Regions from separate parts of the Homo sapiens genome. Here region 2 is linked to region 1. A link is a contact called in ENCODE Hi-C or POLR2A ChIA-PET data. All regions are on one chromosome and are shown on one strand. The core of a region is the stretch at or near the end of the contact, and the rest is flanking DNA. Distances in the headings are between cores, read along the strand shown. Region 1 overlaps RIOK2 (RIO kinase 2). Region 2 overlaps ERAP1 (endoplasmic reticulum aminopeptidase 1).

Evidence for each region. A loop is a pair of places that touch in the nucleus more often than their neighbours do. ChIA-PET counts read pairs that join two places held with the same protein, here RNA polymerase II (POLR2A). Pooled maps may share reads with other maps.
Region 2: a map of right cardiac atrium shows a loop between it and region 1 (4-fold over the local background). The contact joins two enhancer-like sites. A Hi-C loop is called at or near these places in 14 of 168 maps with a recorded cell type or tissue (Calu3, DLD1, Right ventricle myocardium superior and 9 more), 1 of 37 single-sample maps with no recorded cell type and 9 of 50 pooled maps. POLR2A ChIA-PET finds 5 or more read pairs at or near these places in 4 of 52 experiments (B cell, activated CD8-positive, alpha-beta memory T cell and activated naive CD4-positive, alpha-beta T cell).

The regions. Positions count from the first base shown.
Region 1 is chr5:97,166,182-97,168,958 of GRCh38, forward strand. It overlaps RIOK2 (RIO kinase 2), which reads right to left. Exons shown (of 10, transcript NM_018343.3): 7 at 2,579-2,671; 8 at 1,286-1,810. Among named protein-coding and RNA genes, the nearest start is that of RIOK2, 16 kb to the right of the region's middle. Within about 2 kb of position 1,355, at least 2 of the 41 ENCODE cell types and tissues checked have a DNase peak (open chromatin) inside an H3K27ac peak, as active enhancers do.
Region 2 is chr5:96,777,319-96,780,207 of GRCh38, forward strand. The region is part of intron 18 of ERAP1 (endoplasmic reticulum aminopeptidase 1); the gene reads right to left. Among named protein-coding and RNA genes, the nearest start is that of ERAP1, 29 kb to the right of the region's middle. Within about 2 kb of position 1,251, at least 3 of the 41 ENCODE cell types and tissues checked have a DNase peak (open chromatin) inside an H3K27ac peak, as active enhancers do.

The DNA of each region.
Region 1 (2,777 bases), core at 105-2,604:
CCATAACCCCATGGGCTAATTCCTTAAAATAAATCTCCTATTTATTCTGTTTCTTTGAAGAATCCAGTCTAATACAATCACTTACTCAAAATCCTGAGCCTCTGTCACCCCTCTTTTCCTTTTAAGCTTCTGATTTAATTTTCCAAGTTTATTATTTAAATGGCAGTAGCCCTGTGACACAGATACACAGCTATATGAAAAAGGAACAAAATTCTCATGTTTTGCTTCAGGAATAAAACTTTAAAGATAAAGGTAGGCTTAAGATATAAGCCCAAACATGTACTGAAAAATGTTTAATAAATGTATTGCTGAACTAATTTTAATTGTCATATTACTATTTTGAAATAAATAAAACCAATATTTCATTTAACTACAATTTGATTCTGAATAAGCAATCCCAAATCCAAAAATTAAGTTTTAGAACTTTTCCTAATCTAAGCTGAGCCTGATTAATATTTACAAAAAAAAATTATTAAAAGAAAACATAATATCATTAGATAATTTTAACTACACATGAACAAAGGATAGAAGGCTCAAGGTACTAGAGAAAATTCACTGCAGATGTTTCATATAGAAAGTACATTTATTGCATGTTTTAATATTTACATGCCTTTACATAACTCAAACACACATCAGATGTGTAATTAGGAAAATATATGAGGAATAACTCATCCATCTAAAACCTGATCAATGTATCCAGAGACCTGCAATAATTTTAAAATCATCAGTTTGTATATATATATATATTTTTGAGACGGAGTTTTTTGCTCGTCACCCAGGCTGGAGTGCAGTGGTACGATCTTTGGCTTACTGCAACCTCTGCCTCCCAGGTTCAAGTGATTCTCCTGCCTCAGTCTCCCAAGTAGCTGGGATTACAAGCACAGGCCACCATGCCCGGTTAATTTTTATATTTTTAGTAGAGACAGGGTTTTGCCATGTTGGCCTGGCTGGTCTCAAACTCCTGACCTCAGGTGATTTGCCTGCCTTGGCCTCCCAGAAGTGCTGAGATTACAGGCATGAGCGAGCCACTGTGCCCAGCCATCAGTTTGTATTTTAAGGCAGAATTACTTGAAATTTAGTCAATAGGCTGCCTAGAATCAGGTCAATTGAAAAGGAAGCTATTTTGAGTTTTTAACAACAAAAAATTATTTGGCTTTCATTTTATACATCAAGGTGGCAGAATACAATTTTGTCACATCATTTGAAAAAAACATTCTTTTACTAGAATCTAACAAAGTATCAGTCTCAAGACTAAAGTTAAAAAGCAATCGACAGAAGTCTATACCTGAAAGGCCTGAATTCTCTATTTAATGACGACAAGGCAATTAGATGAGGGCATTCATCTTCATACTCGTCAGAGCCAGCAGGGACTCCTCCTTGAACTCTCTGACCATCTTGCCTGTTGTAATTTTCAGTTCTGTTTTTCTCCTCAGAAAATTCAGTTACAGAGTTGTTTTCAACAACCTGCCCTTTTATTTCTTCTAAAGCTTGATTGAATTCAGTCATTTCAAAACTCCGTGCATCAGCACTCTCTTCTGATAAACTGTCTTCCTTTATTTGTTCAGGGTCTCCAGATGATCTGCAATAGCAGCCCTCTGATTCTTCTAGACAGTTCCGTTCACTTTCATTTTCTGACCCGTAAACCTCTGCTTTTTCTGCCACTTCTCCATCTGAAAATGAGAATTCAGATCCCTCTTTTGTTTCAATATTTTTATCATCTGGACCTAATGGATGAAGCAGTTCATCATCTGCCTGCATTTCCTTTGTGTAGCCACTGGCAGAAACCTCCACATCAAGAGTGTCTTCTCTCCTAGAAAAAAAAGGCGTCAAGCATAGAAAGAGAGAAAAAATGTTTATCTAAGAGGAGCAAATATCTACTACTCTGATAAATTATGATTCAAGTGAGTTTAATAGCTTATATGTTAAAAATAAATTTTCCTTCCCTAAAATGTAATATTTAAATGACACAGGTAAACAAATATGAAAGGTATATGCTGGCTGTCATTTTAAGAATAAAATAACTGAAAAGCAACAATATAAATAAAAAGGTTATAAAAACCTCAGCTTATGTTTATTAACTTTGTAAATTAACTTTCAAAGGGGGCTAAGGATTTCCTTCAGATTATGTGACTCATCCCAGATCAGAAAATATCTTAAGTGTATAAAATAAATATGAGAAAACTGAGCTTTGAGAATGCACATGATAGTTATGTTTTGAGAATCAATTAAAGATACCTCCTGGTCCTTGATAAAGGAAAAACACAAATTTCAATGAATGTTTGGTGTTATTCCTTATGAATGAGTTACTCAAATAGCATCCAAAATAGAATAAAAGTTCTTGAATTTATAAGAATCTAGATATGTCCGCTTCCTAAAATTCAGTAACAGTGCCTTAATGGACCAAATGCAGGTATTTTCAAGTTTTTAAGTTTCAGTTATGTACTACAGAGCAATGACATCTAACAGTGATTACGTGTCAAAATTTGGAAAGTTTTTTAGATGAAAATGTTAATTTTTAGAAATACACAGACCAGATATTTAAACTGTTCTATTATGTAAAGCAATGGGGAGTACAAACCTGATATCCTTAAAAGTTGGAAAAAGCTCACTTTCGTAGCTGAAACGTTTCATAAAGAAATCTTTAATGCATTTAACATCTCTGTCAAAATACCTGCAAAAGCAAGAATCATTTATGATATAGTCTTTATTGCTCCTCTTTTTCCTTATTAGCCAATGACAATATACTTATTGGTTAATGGTATTGCTCCTCCTTACAC
Region 2 (2,889 bases), core at 1-2,500, 390 kb before region 1:
ATTAATCCATCAATTTTTGATTTGGTATTCAGGAAGCGAATGTAGACCATGATGTATTATTTATTCAGCATAGATTCCAGACAGCCAGTTCCTTAGAAATCCATGTCATAATACCATATTATTAGTTTGGGAATAAAGAGGGGAGTAGGAATGGGTTTTAGAAAGATCAGAATTCAATTTTAAATGATGCAGAGTTGTTTTAAAATTATATGTCAATACAGTGCAACTTTACAATGAGCAGAAGGCATGGCCTCCTGCTGTAGCAACCTGGAAAACACTTCACTCTCTACTTTAAGTTGTAGCTCAACCTACTGTTTCATACGCTCTCAGAATGCAAGATTAATTCACAGTCGATTAAAAATCACTGAGCACTACTCAACAAAGCACATCAATAATTTTACTAATTGTTCAAATCATTAATCCTAAAGGAGCTCATCATGATAGCTCCACTAAAAACAGACCTTCTACAACAGCGAAGCCAGCTGTTAACCATTACTCTTACCCTTGTCCTGACCCAAAATCATCTCTTCTGTCTTCACCTGCCTTGGAAATGCAACATCTCCACTGAATATTTGATTCAGACTTGGCTCTTTAAGAACAATTTCTGTGCAATAAGTAGCACAATACAGGGATAGGAAAACAGGTTTATCCTACTAACTTGATTTGAGCAAATGATTTAACTTCTATGGAAGCCAGTCTCCTCATTTGTAAAATGAAGAGCAGTGGTGAAGGATGTAGTTATATAATGCAGGTAAAGTGCAAAGCCCCAAACCCAGCATGTATCAGGGACTTAACCTCATCCATTTGTTCACCAATATTTACTCTGATATTTATTCATCCCTCTGCTGTAATTACTGTGCTAGACACTGAGGATGCAGCAGTGAATCAGGCAAGCATCCTCCCCTCATGGAGCTTACAGTCTTTTGGGGTATACAAGCAGTAAATATGATTACTGTAAATAAACTGCTATGAAGAAAATATGCCAGGGGTATGCTAGTAACTGAGGAGATGTGGCCTGCATTGAACAGCATGGTTTTGGGGAAGGTGATCTGAGCCGAGACCTCTCAAAGATAAAATGCCCCTTTCTAGTGAAAAGTTGGGGAATGGGCAAGCCAGGCAGAGAGAATAAAAAGTGCAGAGGCTTAAAGACAGGAGAAACATGTGGTAGCCCAGGAGCAGAAGGAGGCTGAGTGGCTACAGTGTTATGAGAGAGTAAGCCAGGAGCGCCTGTGGGAATTGGCACCAGAGAGGTCCTCAGAAGCCAGGTCTTCAAGGTCATGGACACATGGGAAGGAGGGATTTGGAATTTACTGCAAGAACAATAGGCAGGGTTTCAAGAAGCCAGGGTCAGTTATGGGCTGACTTGCAGTCTTCAATGTGGAAAATGTTTTGCTATTGGCAAAGTGGCAAGGGGGAGGCCAGTTAGGACACTATTGCAATAGGCAAGGCAAGAGATGAGAAAGGATTGAATGGGGGTAAGAGCAGAGAGAAGTGCGCAAGATCCAGTGCATGTGCTGAGGGAAGACCGGCAGGACTTGCGTAGTTAGATGTCTGGGGAAGAAAGGATTCAGGATGACTCCCGTATTTTATATGTCCGTAGTTTGCTCTCCATTATGATAACATCTCGGGCTCTTTACTTTTCATGCCCTGCTTCAGGATCTTCGCACCTGATATTTCCTCTGCACACAATACTCCTCTAGATGTTGGCATTTCCTTCGATATCTTCTCAAATGTCTCCTAATCATCCTATAAAACAGCACCAACCCTCTATCCCAATCACTCTCCTTGCCTTATTCATCTTCAGAGCATGTAACTACTTGACATTGGTTGATTTGTCTGTAATTGTCTGATTCCCACAGCAGAAATTTCAGCTCCGTGACAGCAAAGGTTTTGTCTGTCTGTTCACTGTTACAGCCCCATAACCTAAAACCATGTGTGGCATATATGTCTTGAATGAATTAATGAGAATACAAGTGAATGAATGAAATGCTTTGTTGCTATAGATCTTGTCTATAGATGACTACCTTTCTGGTCAAGGCTTTGGACATCTCTTCAGTCATCAGACAGAGTATCTCTGCTCTAGACCTCGCTGGAGTTCAAGCTTGAATTATTATATGCAAGTTAATTTTACAAGCCTGGATGAGGCTACTGAAAACTGGAAAAAAGCTACGAGACTGTAACAACCCTTCATTCTTTTTCATTTCCAAAGCTCTCTCCCCATCTCAAGCTAGAAAATAGTGTAACCAGACTACACAATGGAACCACTCCTAAAAAAATTAATATTAGCCTCTCAGCTTTTATCTAAATGTACCACAGTTTAAGAGCCTTGTAAAATTTGTTCCACAACTTTACTATAGGAAACCTTATTATAGAAGGGACACCACAGAACTCAATGGCCCACACATCAAAGTCCTCGAGTTTAGGACTGAAGAAAAGTCTGCTTTTGTAGAAAATGTGTATGCTTCATGTTCTCTTTTACCAGACAATGAGAATAACTCATACTGATTCCTCATTTTTCCTTGACTTCCAGGAATGTCTGTGATAAATTCAGGGGACAATTGCGAGAATTATCCTCAGCCATAAGTCCCTCACATGGTTATCACCTGTCCATTATGTATCTTTTTGTCCTTCATTTTAACATTTCTTTTATACATGGATCTTAAAGCTGCCTGAAATTCTTTCTGAAGGTAGATGGTTACATAATAAGTGACAGGGAACCATGAACTTGGATGGTTTATAAAGAACCTAGATTCCGGACCTGCCTCTTTAGCAACAGCTGGATGACCACTTCAGTCATTTATACCTCAGTGCCCACTTTTAACATCCTTAAACAAGGACTAATTGTCTCAAGTAATTTTCTTCAAGTCCTAAGGTTTTTACTGGCAGAGC